2 separate regions of the Homo sapiens genome follow, and region 2 is linked to region 1. Evidence: read pairs that join two places in POLR2A ChIA-PET (ENCODE). Cell type or tissue: Caco-2. All regions are shown on one strand. Each heading gives the region's core, and the rest is flanking DNA. Links, peaks and the distances in the headings are about the cores only. Region 1 holds the start of MISP (mitotic spindle positioning). Region 2 overlaps MED16 (mediator complex subunit 16).

Region 1 (8,964 bases), core at 965-8,964:
GGCATGCACGCTGTAGGACACCCCCTGCCTCTGCACGCCCTGCTGGGCCCTGTGGTCAGTGGGCCATGTCTGCGGCTCATCCTGGCCCCAGCCGCTGGCCTCGGGGCCCATGCACACCAGATGGTATGTGTAGCTGGTGTCTCCATCCAGCACCAGGCCGGTGCCACGGTGTGCCTGAGGGATGCCCAGGATGGGGTATCTGGTCACGCGGTCCATCTCTTCCGGGGTCTTGGCCTCAGCCTTCCTCCCGTGGGGTGGAGACCTCTGGGCTTACTGAGGGAGGAGAAGGAAATGAGGGCCATCAAGTCAGAGCACCTAGGGAGAGGAACAGCCTCCAGTCCCCCAAAGGGCAAAGGGTCCATCAAATGGCCTTTGTGATTGGTTTAGGGATGGGTAAGTGACACAGTCCAGCCACTCAGAGCAGCCCATTCTCTAACCTCTGTGATTGGTTTAGGGGTGCGTAAGTGACAGTCCAGCCAATCAGTGCATCCCATTCTCTAACCTCTGTGATTGGTTTAGGGGTGCGTGACACAGTACAGCCACTCAGAGCAGCCCATTGTCTAATCTCTGTGATTGGCTAAGGGATAGGTAAGTAACTCAGCCTGGCCAATCAGAGCATCCCACCTTCTGGCCTCTGTGATTGGTTCAAGGATGAGTAAATGGCCCAGCCTGGCCAGTCAGAGTAGCCCATTCTCTGGCCTCTGTGATTGGTTCAGGGATGGGTAAGTGACTCATCCTGATCAATCAGAGCATCCCACCCACTGGCCTCTGTGATTGGTTCAAAGATGGGTAAGTGACCTAGTCCAGCCAGTGAGAGCATTTCACCCTCTGGCCTCTGTAATTGGTTCAGAGATGAGCATGTGACCCAGTCTAGCCAATGACATGAGACCCTGGGACTTTACAATTAATGCAGAAGATGGGACCCTCTTCCCGCTGGTCTTGTTAGGCTGATGGAATGAGATAGTGAATTGCTGGGGACGTAAATGCCCCCAGTGGGTACAGCTTGCTTGACAGCAACCCCAACACCAGCAAAGCATCCTGAAAACTTTTAAGCTCCCTGATTCCAACCATACCTGAATCTCTGAATGTCCCGGTTACTACCCCAACAACTCGCATTATATGTTTCTAACATTTGCAGCCCAATAAAATCAGGGTGCCCTGCCCACCTTATCTCCCAGACACACACACCTGCCCTGTGGAGTCCAGCTCAGCCTTGATTTTTTTTTTTTTGAGATGGAGTCTCGCTCTGTTGCCCAGCCTGGAGTGCAGTGGCACAATGTCAGCTCACTGCAACCTCTGCTTCCAGGTTCAAGCAATTCTCGTGCCTCAGCCTCCTGAGTAGCTGGGATTACAGGCGCTAACCTCCCAAGTCCGGCTAATTTTTTGTATTTTTAGTAGAGACGAGGTCTCACCATGTTGGCCAGGTTGGTCTCGAACTCCTGAGCTCAGGTGATCTGCCCGCCTCGGCCTCCCAAAGTGCTGGAATTACAGGCGTGAGCCACCGCGCCTGGCCTCAGCCTTGATCTCTGAAGCCTTCCTTGGCCGCACCATATTTATCTGTGTCTCCTGTGCACTGAGCCTTTCCACCCTGAGCTCACTCTGAGACTCCTGGTGTGGGATTTTTCCATCTGACAATTACAGATGGCCCCTTGCTAAGGGATGTCAAATGGAGAAACTGAGGCCCAGAGAGAAGGACTGACAGCAACTCCAGTTTCCCGGCTCCCACATCCTGGTTCTCCACCCTGCCCTGCCCAGCTGGACACCTCGTCCCATCTGAGACAACATCCCCGCCTGGGCCTTGTCGCCATAAAGCCAGGATGGGCAAAGGAACACCGTGGACCTTGTCCCGCTGGGCCCAGGTGGGGCCGTGGAGCGAGCGGGTGACACCCTGACCCAGTGCCTTCCGGCTCTCGCCCTCTCCCAAGGGTCCAGGTTGCTGCTGGGCTCAGTTCCAGGAGCCTTCCCGGAGGTCACACACCTGCTCGCATCGCTTCTGTGGCTCCTGGCATCTGCAGGGCACAGTTCTCACACCCTGCTCCTGGCCTTAGCACGAAACCCCAATTTCTGTGGGCACCTCCACCCCAAGCCAGGCCCTCCTCTTCTACCCCAAACCAGACCCTCCTCTTCCACCCCAAACCAGGCCCTCCTCTTCCACCCCAAACCAGGCCCTCTTCCTCCACCCCAAGCCAGGCCCTCCTCTTCCACCCCAAACCAGACCCTCCTCTTCCACCCAAACCAGACCCTCCTCTTCCACCCAAACCAGGCCCTCTTCCTCCAACCCAAACCAGACCCTCCTCTTCCACCCCAAACCAGGCCCTCTTCCTCCACCCCAAACCTCGCCCTCCTCCTCTACCTGCAGCTCTCTCTGTCTCGAGGCTGCCTGTTTCTGCTTCTCCACGGCTTCCTCTGCTGAAGCCCATGGACACCTCCTCCAGGAAGTAACCCAGATTGCCCCTCCCCCAGAGCCATCATCTGAACACCTCCTTCATGTCAGGCCTTGTACCCAGCACCCGTCTTAGGTATTGTCTTTTGTTTTGAGACAGAGTCTCGCTGCGATGCACAGGCTGGACTGCGGTAGCGTGATCTCAGCTCACTGCAATCTCCACCTCCCGGGTTCAAGCAATTCTCCTGCCTCAGCCTCCTGAGTAGCTGGGACTACGGGCACCCGCCCCCACACCCGGCTAATTTTTTCTTTTTTTTGAGGCGGAGTCTCACTCTGTCGCCCAGGCTGGAGTGCAGTGGCGCGATCTCGGCTCCCTGCAAGCTCTGCCTCCCAGGTTCACGCCATTCTCCTGCCTCAGCCTCCCTAGAGCTGGGACTACGGGCGCCCGCCACCACGCCTGGCTAATTTTTTGTATTTTTAGTAGAGACGGGGTTTCACCATATTAGCCAGGATGGTCTTGATCTCCTGACCTCGTGATCCTCCCGCCTCGGCCTCCCAAAGTGTTGGGATTACAGGCGTGAGCCACCGCGCCCAGCCAGGACACCCGGCTAATTTTTGTATTGTTAGTAGAGACGGGTTTCACCATGTTGGCCAGGCTGGTCTTGAACTCCTGACTTCAGGTGATCCGCCTGCCTCGGCCTCCCAAAGTGCAGGGATTACAGGCGTGAGCCACCGTGTCCAGCAGACATCATCTTTCATAGTTGAGGAAAGGAAGCCTCACCTGAAGACACAGGGATCTCAAAAGCTTGAGCTCCTGACTCCTAAAAAAAGCACTGTCGGCTGGGCACAGGGGCTCAGGCCTGTAATCCCAGCTACTTGGGAGGCTGAGGTGGGAGAATCACTTGAACCTGTGAGGTGGAGGTTGCGGTGAGCTGAGATTGTGCCATTGCACTCCAGCCTGGGTGACAGAGAAAGACCCTGTCTCAAAAGAAAAACAAACCCCCACAAAGCAGGACTGTCGCTCCCGGGCCACCAAGGCTATTATTTAGATCTGCTGCCTTTACACCAACCAGCAGCATTTTTTTTTGTTTTTAAACAGACAGGGTCGGCCAGGCACAGTGGCTCACACCTGTAATCCCAGCACTTTGGCGGATCACGAGGTCAGGAGATCGAGACCATCCTGGCTAAAATGGTGAAACCCCATCTCTACTAAAAATACAAAAAAAATTAACCGGGTGTGCTGGCGGGCGCCTGTAGTCCCAGCTACTCAGGAGGCTGAGGCAGGAGAATGCTGTGAACCCGGGAGGTGGAGCTTGCAGGGAGCTGAGATCGCACCATTGCACTCCAGCCTGGTGACAGAGCTAGACTCCGCCTCAAAAAAAAAAAAAAAGAAAAAAAGAAAAAAAAAGAAAAACTTAGCCCCTCTCTGAACTGGAAAGTGGCATCAAACAGCATAAAGTGGAGAGACCGTGGGGAGCCGTGTTGAAACTACACGCAATGTGTCATGCAATCTTCCGCGCGTATCAAATGTCAGAAACTAAAATAGGGGAAACATTGAAAACCAGGCGGCATTGGTGAATAAATCCCACACAAACAGCTGAGCTTCCTCCCAAAGCGTGACGCACAGATGGCTCCCCTGACCCGAGGCCTCCTCCTCCGTGGACGCCGCCTGCCCAGCTCACGGAAGGCCTTGCCTTCTCCCACCCGAAACCGTCAGCCCAGGCCTCGCTCTCGCCTGCTGTGGCCACAGGTCAGCACCCTTCCTGCAGCCCAGAGTCTGGTATACAGCAGGCGCCTAATAAATACTGGCTGGGCAAACACCACTCATCCCAGCTGCTCAGACGTGGGGGTCGGGCTCATTGCGGAATGCAGACCGGCTCCACCGTGCCTTCTGGCCCTGAAGGGCTGGGCAGGTCCACGCCCTGCACCCTGGAGCTCCCCGGGGAGGGCGGGTGTAGGAATGTTTGCCCAGTGAGTGGACAGACGTTTACACAGCGGGATTTATAACCCACATCAGACGTCAACTCCGGGAGAAAGGGAGCTGTCCGCCCAGCCTCGAGCAGGTGCCGGGTCTCCCAGTGGGGTCGGGGTTGGGTGGGGATGAAGGCACGCATCCTCCTCTGCTCATTCCTCCCCAGTGATTCACTGAAGCCAGCGGGTGGGGCCTGGGGTCCAGCTCTTGGGTTCAAGGCCACTGGGCCCCCTCCCCTGCTGCCTGTGCCTCAGTGCCCACCCCCGCCCCCCGCTTTTTTTTTTGAGATAGAGTCTCCCTCTGTCGCCCAGGCTGGAGTGCAGTGGCGCGATCTCCATTCACTGCAACCTCTGCCTCCCGGATTCACACCATTCTCCTGCCTCAGCCTCCCAAGTAGCTGGGACTACAGGCGCCCGCCACCACGCCCGGCTAAGTTTTGTATTTTTAGTAGAGATGGGGTTTCACTGTGTCGGCCAAAAAAACCCCTGGATCCACGGCGGCTCTCATGGCCGGCATTCTTGGGCAGCGGCGCTGCCCTCGGGGGAAGAGCCCCAGGACGGAAGATGGCCCCTGCAAGGCCCGGCGGTGGCTAAGGACCTCGGCGTCCTGAGACTCTTCCTGCAACACCTTGGAACCGTTTTCGACTCCGGTTTTCGAGAGAGGGAGCTGGGACCCAGAGAGGAGAACCTGCTCATCTGAGGTCACACAGCGATGACAGAGCAAGTGTCTGAAGCCAGTTTTCAGACTTTGCTCCAAATCACCCCCTCCTACAGGAAGCCCCCTGGGTTGCTCCTCCCAGCCTCACCCTGAACTCTGTTGATACCAGAATGAAACTGGGTTTATGGACCCTGGTGCCACACCTCCTTCCTCATCAGCCAGTTGGCTCTATGTGAGGGGCAAAGGTTCCCTTGTGGGGCCGAGACTCAGACAAGGAGGCCATGCAGAAGGGAGGGCCCCGTTCCTTTTTCCCATCCCTCAGGGTTGCAGTCACCCTTGAGTCATCTCAGCTCCTTGGGCTCCTGGGCGGAGCTCCACCGGCAGACGCTGGGCCGAGTCCCTGCTGGCTGCCCGGGATCCCAGGCTACCACCTCACCCCCACCCGAGGACCCAGGCCAAGTCCCCAGCCCCGGCCTGAGACTCCTTCCGCCTGTACTCAGCCACCCCTCCTCCGTGTCCCCAAACCAGCCCCCAGCCCCACGGGGGTGTTTACTGCCCAGAGCCTCCCAGTCAGGGGCCTGGTGGGACGGATAAGCATCTCTCCAGAAGCCTCTGGAATTCCCAGAACCATGGAGGGGCCCCTCTGGCCTCTGACCATGGGGGTGCCAACCCGGCCCCTCCCTTGGAGGGCTCTGGGATTTGGGGTTCAAAAGCCCCAGCAGAGTTCAGGGACAAGGGCCTCTCTGCTCTCCCAGTGGGTGCCCTTGAGGCCCCAGAGTACCTAGCGGGGGCAGAGGGAAAGGTGCCTCAGGGAGGCTCCGAGGGTGACGGGGTGGGGCAGGGGGCCTCCCTGGATCCCAAGTGCCGCCAGGCAAGCAGACCCCGCCCACAGACACATGACGCTCCCACGCCAAATGTGGATCCAACCGCCCCACACAGGATCCCCGCCCGGCCCGGCCCGGGGCGCCCCCAGCCTCACCTGCCGGCTCCCGGCTCCACAGTCTGCAGCCTCCACTCTGACTCCTCGATGGGCACAGAGGCCTCCCAGCTCCGCCCTGCCCGCCAGGTTGCCAGGGAACAGAGGCCCCACCCAGGGGAGGCAGGTGTGCCCCCTCCCCCCAGCCCCACCTGGGATCAGGAAACAAAGTCCAGAGGAGGAGGAGGGAGAAAGAGGATACCAGGCTGGGCAAGGGCGGGCACCGTGCCCGCTGCCGGCTGCCCCTCCACCCCCAGGGCCTCCAGGTGGCCCCGAGGAGCCAGAACTCAGCCGAAACCTCCCTTGGCTGCCTGGCCCTCCCACCGCCTCTCAGCACCGCTCAGAGAGGGTCAGCAGGTGTCCAGGGCCACACAGCAGCTCAGCGTGCACAGTGGCCTGTGTCTCCTGGGGGGCCGGAGGGGCTGAGTCCCAATCCCGTCCGTGCCTTCTGGCCCAGCCCACCCCTTGGGGCAACTCCCCTAGATGGCCCCCTTCTTGCATAAACCAGGTTTGGCAGACTCGGGGGGGTTTGGTGTGGCCTGGGTTCTGATCCCACCTGACCTCTCTTAGCCCTGTTTTCTCCTCCGGGACGTGGGGGAACATCACGCCCGGGCTCCCTCAGGGCTGCTGGGAGGAATTCCCTAGGCCCCATCCACATAAAAACCCATACGAGGGGGCCGGACTTGGTGGCTCACACCTGTAATCCCAGCACTTTGGGAGGCCGAGGCGGGCGGATCACTTGAGGCCAGGAGTTCGAGACCAGCCTGGCCAACATGGCGAAACCCCGTCTCTACTAAAAATACAAAATTTAGCGGGGTATGGTGGCACGCTATTATAATCCCAGCTACTTGGGAGGCTGAGGCAGAAGAATCACTTGAACCCAGGAGTTGGAGGTTGCAGTGAGCCGAGATCACACCACTGCACTCCAGCCTGGGCGACAAGAGCAAAACTCCAACTCAAAAAAAAAAAAAAAAAAAAAAAAAAAAGAACCGCACGAGGCCGTCAAAAGACCCAGGCCACCCCGAGAGATGGGGACGCAGAGGCCCTCAGGCGCCCATGGTCCTCCTGGATTCTTAGTCAAGGTGCAGAGGCCTTGCTGGGACTGTGGGGAGCCCAGCATCTGTGGGGAAGTCGGGCCACTGGGCCTAGCGCCGTCTATGAGGGCAGGGAACACAGCTGAGGGGGCAGGGACTTCAGTTCCCCAGGCTGGGGCTCTGTCCTGACCTACGCCAGAGGGGCTGCTTGTGGAGCCCCTCTGAACCTCAGTCTCTTCTTCGAGTAAAAAGGCCCCCAGCTACGAATCCAGCAGGGCTGCTCAGGAGGGGGGTGCTTTTTTTGTGTTTTTTTTTTGAGACGGAGTCTCGCTCTTGTCACCCAGGCTGGAGTGCAGTGGCACGATCTCGGCTCACGGCAACCTCCCCTGTTCAAGCAATTCTCCTGCCTCAGCTTCCCTAGTAGCTGGGATTACTGGCATGAGCCACCACGCCCAGCTATTTTTGTATTTTTAGTAGAGACAGGGTTTTGCCACGTTAGCCAGGCTGGTCTCGAACTCCTGACCTCAGGTGATGCCCCCGCCTCAGCCTCCCAAAGTGCTGGGATTACAGGCGCGAGCCACGGCGCCTGGCCAAGATGGGGGTGTTTAAGGACAAATCTGGATAAAGGGCCCCCAAAGGACAGCGTGGCACCTAACGCTGCTGGGTGTGTGAAAGCTCAGGGTGCGCGGCCTCACGGCGCCTCCCACCGCCGCCTCCCGCCACCCCCTTCACGTCCTTTTCTCCCTGGCTTGTAGATAGGGAAACGGAGGTACGGAAAGCTTAAAATCGCGCCTCAGGAATGGCGGGGGTTTAGGCTGGAATTGGAACCTGAGTTCCCTCAGCAGTGCTCTCCACCACACTCACCACCTCATCGGGGAAAACTGAGGCCCCAGCAGGGTGGAGGCTGGATCGCCCATGAGCTGGGGGCACTGTGGAGACGTCCCACGCCCAGGCTGAGGCTGGCCTCCCACTCAGGGCTCCGAAGGCCTATTTTATTTTATTTGAGACAGAGTCTCGCTCTGTCGCCCAGGTTGGAGTGCAGTGGCACGATCTCAGCTCACTGCAGCCTCCGCCTCCCAGGTTCAAGCGATTCTCCTGCCTCAGCCTCCTGAATAGCTAGGATTACAGGCGTGAGCCACCACGCCCGGCTAAGTTTTTGTATTTTTAGTAGAGACAGGGTTTCAGTATGTTGGCCAGGATGGTATCGATCTCTTGACCTTGTGATCCGCCCACCTCGGCCTCCCAAAGTACTAGGATTGCAGGTGTGAAACACCGTGCCCGGCCACGAAGGCTTATTTTACAGATGGGAAAACTGAGGCCCAGAGGAGGCAGCGACTTCTCCAAGACTACAGCGTGAGAGAGTGGGGCTGGCGGGGCAGCACCTTCCCGTGAGCATGACACTGGTCTCTACAGACACCTCCTCCCCAGGCCTCCTGTGTATTTCCCAGGGGCCGGCTTCTCTACAGAGCTTGTGGGTGTCCAGGGGACCCTCTGTCATCACCCAGGGGCTGTGAGCCCAGCAAAGGGAGGAACAAAGGACAGGACGGGGCGGCCGCAGAACCCGAGGGCCCCCCGGGAAGCCAGTCCTGCCCCCCCACAGCAGCCCCTTACAGCCAGGCCTTACCTGCACAGTGGGGATTCCAGCGCCTCCCACCACCCCAAGGCGCTCAGGGTGAGCGGGTGCAGGCAGGTGAAGCCAGCACACCGCAACCCTGCTCAGCCTCCCTTTAATGGCTCAAAGGCCGGCAGGCCCCACCCCCTGGCCTGGCCACGCCTTCCTCGCCAGGTTGAAAGGCAAGAACTCCAGGAACTGGGGCTGTTCACGCTGTTTATTTGCTTCTCTGGGAAAATCAAGAACATCGGGGGCCTCGTCACACACCAGAAGCAGAGGGGGTTATAGCAAGGGCACTTCAGCGAAGGCTCGCGGCTCGAGGGACTCAGG
Region 2 (8,730 bases), core at 110-8,109, 130 kb before region 1:
CGGAGGCTTGTTGGAGACACGTGCCCCAGTTTTCTAGACGGTGTGTGTCACTGGTTTTTGAAAGGTGCGTGGTGGCTGTGCCCGTCTTCTCTCCATTGTTTGAGTAATAGGCACTCATAATACGTGGTCATTAGAGAAAACTAGAAAACCACAGAAAATTGGAATCAAATCGGGGTGCAAAAAAGCCACCTATTATCTGCTGTGGAGAGGCTCCCACTGTTCACATTTCGGAGTCATTTTCTTCTAATCTGGTTTTAAAGACACAGTTGTGGCGCCTCACAGGCCTGCTCTGTTCCTGCGGGGGGACAGCCTGTTCCCTGAGCTGTCGACTCGGCTGACAGCAGTTCTGTGACCTTCCTGGGGTGGGACACACACCGGCTTACCTGGAGCCTGCCTGGAGTCATCGTCATCGTCTGCAGGCTGTGGTGCCAGGCCGTGCTGACCATGCCCCGTCCCCACAGACCTGACCCGCATGATCCACATCCTGGACACGGAGCACCCCTGGGACCTGCACTCGATCCCCTCAGAGCACCACGAGGCCATCACCTGCCTGGAGTGGGACCAGTCAGGTGAGGCGCTGGTCCCACGTGGCCAGGGGTGGCGACCCGGATCCCGGAGCAGGGGGGCCCTGTGTTTCTCCGGTCAGTCTGGAGTCCGGCGCTGGGTCTAGAGCCCCTGGTCTGCAGCTTTGCACCTGCTGCTCTTTCCATAGTGGCCCGAATCATTCTTGTTCAGGGTGTCTCAGGGCATCTCTGGAGTGCGCCTTGTGCCACCTGCTGTGCCCTACCTGGGCCGAGACCTCTCCACTGGGCTGGCTTCCCCCAGGCGCTGTGCCGTCCTGCAACGCAGTGCTCTGCCCATCCCTGGAAGGTTCGCAATGATGGCTTCTTGCCCTCAGGCTCCCGGCTCCTGTCAGCAGATGCCGACGGGCAGATCAAGTGCTGGAGCATGGCGGACCACCTGGCTAATAGCTGGGAGAGCTCAGTGGGCAGCCTAGTGGAGGGGGACCCCATTGTGGCCCTGTCCTGGCTGCACAATGGTGTGAAACTGGCCCTGCACGTGGAGAAGGTGAGTGTCCTGCCCGAGTGAGCGGATGAGGCAGATGAGATGTCACCCTACCCAGCCACCCGCCAGCCCCTCTCCTCTCCATCACCAGCATCCCCTGGTTTTTTGGACCTTGCACTTGGCTCCCACCTGCAGTCCGGCTGTCATTAGCACCTGTGTGTTCAGTGGCCTCTCATTTAACTGAGGGTGGCTGTTCACTTGGCCCCCACCTGCAGTCTGGCTGTCATTGGCACCTGCGTGTTCAGTGGCCCCTCATTTAACTGAGGGTGGCCGTTCTTAGTGAGTTATCTCTTTCACTGGAGGCTACTGTCCTTAGGTAGCTGCATGTATAACTGGTGGCTGCTGTCTTCTGAATGCAGCCCACCCTCTGATTTAGTAACATCCCAGAGCCCCTCTCTATGCTCCCTGTGATTCGGCCCCACAGGTAAGAGTAGGCGTGGCCAGGGTTGGGGGGGACAGTTAAGATAGGCGTGGCCAGGGTTGGGGGGGACAGTTAAGAGTAGGCGTGGCCAGGGTTGGGGACAGTTAAGAAGTAGGCGTGGCCAGGGTTGGGGACAGTTAAGAGTAGGCGTGGCCAGGGTTGGGGGGGACAGTTAAGAGTAGGCGTGGCCAGGGTTGGGGGGGCACCTGGGTTCAGGCTCTGACTCCTCACCTCTGTGTGTCAGTTTCCTCACTGACGGCAGGGTCTCGGGGATGTTCGTGGCAAAGGCCTCACAGCCACCCCAGCTTCGTGCCTCTGTGCGTCTGCTTGTGCTGGGGCTCTCGCAGGAACTAGGAGGCCTTCCTGGAGGGATGCAGTGGACAAGATCTTTTCTCTCGTCCCTTCGTGAGTCCCTCCCCAGGGACTGCCATTGTCGGCGCATTGCCGCAGTACACGCAGCACCGGCTTCGTGCCACGGGGGCCCTCCGGGGTGCACTCCCCACCCTGCGGTCCCCGTTTGTCTGTATTTCCTGTTTTTGGTAACAGTTTTGTCGGGATGGAGTTCACAGACCTTAGAACTCACCCATTGAGAGTGTGCAGCCCACACGGTCCAGAGGTTTCGTATACACTCGCCATGTTGTGCGGCCACCACCATAGCTAACCTCAGACCTTTATCTTTTTTTTTTTTTTTTTTTGGAGACAGAGTCTCGCTCTATCCCCCAGGCTGGAGTGCAGTGATGCGATCTTGGCTCACAGCAACCTCTGCCTCCTGGGTTCAAGCGATTCTCCTGCCTCAGCTTCCTGAGTAGCTGGGATTACAGGCACCCACCACCACACCTGGCTAATTTTTGTAATTTTTTAGTAGAGACGGGGTTTCACCATGTTGGCCAGGCTGGTCTCGAACTTCTCACCTCAGGTGATCCGTCTGCCTCAGCCTCCCAAAGTGCTGGGATTAGAGGTGTGAGCCAACGAGCCCGGCCAGACCTTTATCTTTTTTGTTTGTTTGTTTGTTTTTTGAGACAGGGTCTTGCTCTGTTGCCCAGGCTGGAGTGTAGTGGCGCGATCTCGGCTCACTGCAGCCTCTCCCTCCCGGGCTCAAGCGATTCTACTGCCTCAGCCTCCTGAATAGCTGGGATTACAGGCGCCCGCCACCACGCCCGGCTGCTTTTTTGTATTTTTAGTAGGGACCGGGTTTCTCCATGTTGGTCAGGGTGGTCTCGAACTCCTAACCTCAGGTGATCTGCCTGTCTTGGCCTCCCAAAGTGCTGGGATGACAGGCGTGAGTCACTGTGCCCAGCTTCAGTCCCTTCTCATCACCCGAAAAGGAAACCCAGTCCCCATCCTGCATCACCCTGATCCATCCCCCACCCCAGCCCCCGAGACCCAGTTGTCTCTCTGGATCTGCCTGTCCTGGACATTCATAGAAACAGGATCACACACTGCGTAGCCTTCTGTGTCTGGCATCTCTTACTGAGCGTGATGTCCTCAAGGTGCATCCCCGCTGTGGCCTGAGTCAGAGCCTCGCTTTTTAAAATAACCAAATACATTTTTTTTGAGACAGAGTCTTGTTCTGTCAACCGGGCTGGAGTGCAGTGGTGCGATCTCGGCTCACTGAAACTTCCACCTCCCAGGTTCAAGTGATTCTCCTGCCTCAGCCTCCCGAGTAGCTGGAATTACAGGCACGCACCACCGCGCCCGGCTAATTTTTGTATTTTTAGTAGAGACGGGGTTTCACTATCTTGGCCAGGATGGTGTCGAACTCCTGACCTTGAGATCTGCCCGCCTCGGCCTCCCAAAGTGCTGAGATTACAGGCGTGAGCCACCGCGTCCGGCCAAATTTTTGTTTTTTAATTACATTAATAAAAGGCACATGTGCTCCTTTAACATAGTCTCAGACATGCCAGCCTGCGACCCACACAGACGTGTGGTGTGGACACCAGATGAGTCGTCGCCATGGCAACCCCTCACCACCAGGCCTGGCTTGCTTCCTGGACTTCTGGACCTGCTTCTTGCTATAAGAAGTGTTTTTTTTTAACTTGTAACTTAGAATGGAGCCGTACGATACGTATGATACACTTCTCTTCCTCGCATTTTTTCACAACGTAGAGACATTTTTCTTGTTCTTTTTTTTTTTGTTTTTGAGACAAAGTTTTGCTCTCGTTGCCCAGGCCAGAGTGTAATGGTGTGATCTCGGCTCACTGCAATCACCACCTCCTGGATTCCAGCAATTCTCCTGCCTCAGCCTCCTGAGTAGCTGGGATTATAGGCACCCGCTACCATGCCCGGCTAATTTTTTTGTATTTTTTATTAGCAACAGGCTTTTACTGTGTTGGCCAGGCTGGTCTTGAACTGCTGACCTCAGGGGATCCACCTGCCTCAGCCCCCCAAAGTGCTGGGATTATAGGCGAGAGCCACCGTGCGCAGCCAAGACCCCATCTTTTAAAAGACTCACGTTGAAAGAAGGGTGGATGTTTCCGTATGTCAATAATGACTTGACAAATTTGATTTGAAATCAAATAGTGCCCGCAGCAGCCGCTGGTGCTTACACAGCACTTCCTGAGTGCTATAGCTCAGGTCTGCACAGTGCGGCCCAGGGCCTGACGGCCCCCGCCTGGGTTTGTGAGTGTGGCTCATTGGCACCAGCTGCCTGTGTGCCGCCACGGCAGAGCCAGAGCCAAGTCGTTGCAACAGGGACCACCTGGCTCCCAGAACCGAGCATGCTGCTGTCTGTCCCTTTACAGAAAGGGGAGGTGACTCCCGTTGCGCACACGTTCACCCGTTTAATCCTCCCCACTGTCCTCTAAAGCAAAGGTGCCGTTCCTTCCACCTTACAGATGAGGAGACGGAGGGTCAGAGGGGATCACATCCCACACGGCTCAGGTGGCCGAGTCAGGATCTGAACCCAGGTGCACACACTCCTGGCTTCTGCGTGGTTCTTCTGTGCGCGTGTTTCTGGGGGTCATGGGGCAGCCCCCATGAGCCTGAGCGGCCCCTCCTCCCTCCCTCCCTTCTCCACAGTCGGGCGCCTCCAGCTTCGGGGAGAAGTTCTCCCGAGTCAAGTTCTCACCGTCGCTCACGCTGTTCGGCGGCAAGCCCATGGAGGGCTGGATCGCGGTGACGGTCAGCGGCCTGGTCACCGTGTCCCTGCTGAAGCCCAGCGGGCAGGTGCTGACGTCCACCGAGAGCCTGTGCCGGCTGCGCGGCCGCGTGGCCCTGGCCGACATCGCCTTCACCGGCGGCGGCAACATCGTGGTGGCCACGGCGGACGGCAGCAGCGCGTCGCCCGTGCAGTTCTACAAGGTGTGCGTGAGCGTGGTGAGCGAGAAGTGCCGTATCGACACGGAGATCCTGCCCTCCCTGTTCATGCGCTGCACCACCGACCTCAACCGCAAGGACAAGTTTCCCGCCATCACCCACCTCAAGTTCCTGGCCCGGGACATGTCGGAGCAGGTGAACGGGCGCAGGCCATCACGTGGGCTGGCAGGCTTGGAATGAAGCACTGCTTCTCAGGGTCCTGGGGGTGGAGACCCGCGCGGGCCTCCACGGGCTAAACCGTGGTGTGGGCAGGGCCGGTCCCTCCCGGGGGCTCCAGGGGAGAACCCATTTTCTGCCTTTCCCAGCATCTGGAGGCGCCCAATCCCTCGGTTCGGGGCGCCTTCCTCCCGCTTCGTGGCCACAGCGCAGCCTCTTCCTGTCTCTGAATCTCAACCTCCCACATTCTCTCCTGAGGACCCTGTGAGGACACTGGGGCCCCCGGACCCCCCCCAACGTGCTCTCCCGTCTCAGTGTCCCGAACCGAATCCCACCCGCAGGTCCCTTCTCTGTGAGAGGCGGCCCAGCCACCGGTCCTAGGGCTGAGGATGGGATGTTCTGGGGGCCACTGTTGAGCCGACCACACCAGGTCGCCTGGATTCCTGTTGTAATTAGGAATCAGTAACGCCCCAAACTCCTTGAAGCCCCTGACTTGGTTCCCTGTGTCCCTTTGCTGTCCCTGTGGGAGGGCACCATCCGGGGACATTTGCGTTCCTGTGAGTGGATGTTGGGCTCTGGGGACAGGCCTGGGCTGGAATCCAGGAGGGCCCGAGGGGCAGGCGTGGCTGAAGAGACAGGCCCAGCAGTGCGTGGCCCCAGGGTCCCGCAGCTCAGGCTCCGGTGGTGGCGTGGCCACCACAGCAGTGCCGGGTCAGCCCTCACCCCCACCTCCCCCGCAGGTGCTTTTGTGCGCGTCCAGCCAGACCAGCAGCATCGTGGAGTGCTGGTCCCTGCGCAAGGAGGGACTCCCCGTGAACAACATCTTCCAGCAGATCTCCCCCGTGGGTGAGTCTCCCGCCGGCTGCGGAGGCCCTGGGCCTGCCCTCGGGGGCGGTTGGTTTTTATTTTGGAGGCAGGTCTTGCTGTGTCACCCAGGGTGGTCCTGAACCCCGGCCCTAAGCGATCGTCTCGCCTCGATCTCCAGTAGTGCTAGGATCTCGGGTGTGACCGCGCGCCTGCCAGCATTCTGAGTGTGTTAGGCGTATAGACTCCTCCATCCTTCCACGCCCGCTGCGGCGGCTGCCACCATTCTGTGCGAGGCCGAGGCTGAGAGGTGTCGTTGCTCAGCCAGCGGGGACACCGTGAGGGGCTGCAGGCGTGTGGGCGGCTGTGGAGCGTGGGTCTGTGGGTGGGGCCGTCGGGCAGCAGGGGACAGGCCAGACCGGGCAGGGGCGGTGCACGGAATCCTCCGGAACCTGGTTCAGGGAGAGGAAGCCAAGGCTCAGCGGGTCAGCTGAGGCTGCTGAGAACACGCCCCCCACCCCACCCCACCTCTCCAGCAGCCTCTTCTGGGGCCCCCATTCCCATCTCTATCCGCCCGATGGGCCCCCCGCACCCACGGAGCCAAGCCCGTCATCCCCACCTCCGGCACAAAATCCTGGGGCTGGAGCGAAGCAGGGACGCCCGCCTGCTATGACCGGGGACCAGAACAGCCGCTTGGTTTTCAGAGCCTCGGAGGCTGCGGGCCTGGTTTTTAGGCTGGCCTCCGCTCTGGAGAAGGGAGATGTTTTCCCGGTAGATGAGAGCACAGGCATTTGCCGATTAGCGCTAATGGACCCTGGAGTGGCCAGACGTGGGGGCACGTGGGGCAGGTGGGGCAGGCGCTCCTCAGAAGCCACTAATGAGCACGTGTCAAGAGGCCCCGATGGCTCCCGGGGCCTGCAGGTGGTTATGTCAACTGCCCATTGTGGCCGCAGAGGCAGTAAAGGTGAAGAGGGCCACTGCCATTCCTTCCCCCAGGGCTTGTAGTGAGTCACCAGGCAGGTGAAGAGGGCTGCTGCCATTCCTTCTCCCAGGGCTCGTTCCTTCGCCCGGTCCCCAGGGCCTTGTTGGGCCTCATTCCTTCCCCTGGGCCTCGTGGTGAGTCACCAGGCAGTTTGGGCTGCGCTGGCTCCTGCAGCAGCACCTGGCGCCACCCCGTGTGGCTGCACAGACCTGCACCTTCACTGCCCGGTGCCCCCGCTGGGCACGTCTGTGTCTACCATCTGCCCACAGCCAAGCCACTGGGCAGTCCTGGGCTCCGACACTCCTCCTCGTCTCCTGCAGCCGTCCTCACCTGCTGGCCCAGCTGTTACCCGCCCGAGAGCCACGTCTCACACACATGCCACAGCCTTTCTCAGGTCTCACATCCCTGGCAGCTGGGGGTCACTGGGACAGTCCCCACCGCACCCATCTCTCCCCCATCTCTCCCCCTACCGCCCCACGTGCCCACCATGCCAGGCTTTGGTCCCCGCCATGCCCAGCTCTTCACGCACCGCCCCACGTGCCCACCGTGCCAGGCTTCGGTCCCCGCCATGCCCAGCTCTTCACCCACCACCCCACGTGCCCACCGTGCCAGGCTTCGGTCCCCGCCATGCCCAGCTCTTCACCCACCGCCCCACGTGCCCACCATGCCAGGCTTCGGTCCCCGCCATGCCCAGCTCTTCACGCACCGCCCCACGTGCCCACCATGCCAGGCTTCGGTTCCTACCATGCCCAGCTCTTCACCCACTGCCCCACATCCCCACTTAGCAGCTTAGCTTCTCCCTGCCTCAAGTCCCCCCTCATTTAGGAATGCTGACCGCAGCCGTCAGTTGGATGGAGGAGGGGATGTAAATCGTGCTGTGAGGGTACCCTGGCCACTAGCTGGGGGTGTGGTCGTCATGGCAGCTGCCTCCCCCGGCGCTGGGGCGTTGAGTTTCCTGTCTTTCCTATGAGAGGCTCAATTCCATGAGGGCCAGCCACCCCTGACCACTGTGTGCCCTCTGGGCGTCTCAGCCACTCTCTGGGCCTGTTTCCCCCCAGGGAATGCTGCTCACAGGACCCCTATACGGGTTTGCAGGAGGTCAAGGCTCTGTGACCGTGATGGCCCGTCCGGGGCAGAGACCTCATGATGCGGGTGGCACAGAGCAGCTGCGTGGTAGTCAGCTTCAGCCGAGTAACAAGCCAGCCCCAAACTGAGCAGCTCAGGCCAGCAGCCCTGCACTGTTTCTGTTTCTGTGGCTGCCTCAGCTGCGCTCTCCTGGTTCCCACGTGTCTGCGGTTAGCAGCCGAGGTGGCGTGGCCTGTCCACTGGCCGCACATGCTCCAGCAGGCCGGCTCCAGCTGCCCTCCGTGTCCCACATGCAGCCACAGCAGGACCCCCCACACGTGCTCTCTGGGCCACTGTTTTTGTTTTTTGTTTTTGAGCTAGGCTCTTGCTGTGTTGCCCAGGCTGGAGTGCAGTGGCGTGATCTTGGCTCACTGCAGCCTCATCTTCCTGGGCTCGAGCAATCCTACCTCAGCCTCCTGAGTAGCTGGGACTACAGGCGTGTGCAGGCGTGCATCACCACCACACACAGCTAATGTTTACTGTGTTTTTTTTGTAGAGAATGGGGTCTTGCTGTGTTGTCCAGGCTGGTCTTGAACTCCTGGACTCAAGCCATCCTCTGGCGTTGGCTTCCCAAAGTCTTGGGGTGGCAGATGTGAGCTGCTGTGCCCGGCCATGTCACATTTGCTAAGGCTTGGCCTGAGATTCCCAGAAGTCTCTGCCCTGTTGGGAGGAGCTGCGTCTTCACGCAGGGGCTGTCAGGCAGCGGATCTGTGGGTGCGACCATCCCGCATGGCTTTATTGGAATTGTAGATGAGGAGGGATGGGAATCCCGGCTGAGCTGGCTAAGGCCGAGCGAGTGTTAGGGTTTGCATGGCTGCAGGTCTGAGGTGGCGCCGTCTCCCCACTGTCTGCCCCATCGGGG

The links. Peaks named below come from ENCODE experiments on the same cell type or tissue, not always from the same donor. Only the 100,000 strongest peaks of a DNase experiment are listed, where the experiment ranks them.
Region 2: POLR2A ChIA-PET joins it to region 1 with 12 read pairs; 4 of 35 experiments call an interaction of 5 or more read pairs at or near these places.

What each region holds. Positions count from the first base shown.
Region 1 is chr19:748,199-757,162 of GRCh38, reverse strand. It overlaps PALM (paralemmin), which reads right to left. Exons shown (of 9, transcript NM_002579.3): 9 at 8,834-8,964. It overlaps MISP (mitotic spindle positioning), which reads right to left and starts at 6,051. Exons shown (of 5, transcript NM_173481.4): 1 at 5,992-6,051; 2 at 1-273. The coding sequence starts at 216. In Caco-2, for the core only: no CTCF peak of the experiment used is centred there; DNase peaks (open chromatin) are centred at 3,712, 4,322, 5,272 and 6,022; H3K4me3 peaks cover 2,076 bases.
Region 2 is chr19:881,976-890,705 of GRCh38, reverse strand. MED16 (mediator complex subunit 16) reads left to right here. Exons shown (of 16, transcript NM_005481.3): 3 at 462-569; 4 at 899-1,068; 5 at 4,505-4,936; 6 at 5,698-5,803. Among named protein-coding and RNA genes, the nearest start is that of MED16, 6.8 kb to the left of the region's middle. RefSeq lists enhancers at 4,361-4,861, 4,862-5,362. In Caco-2, for the core only: no CTCF peak of the experiment used is centred there; a DNase peak (open chromatin) is centred at 6,785.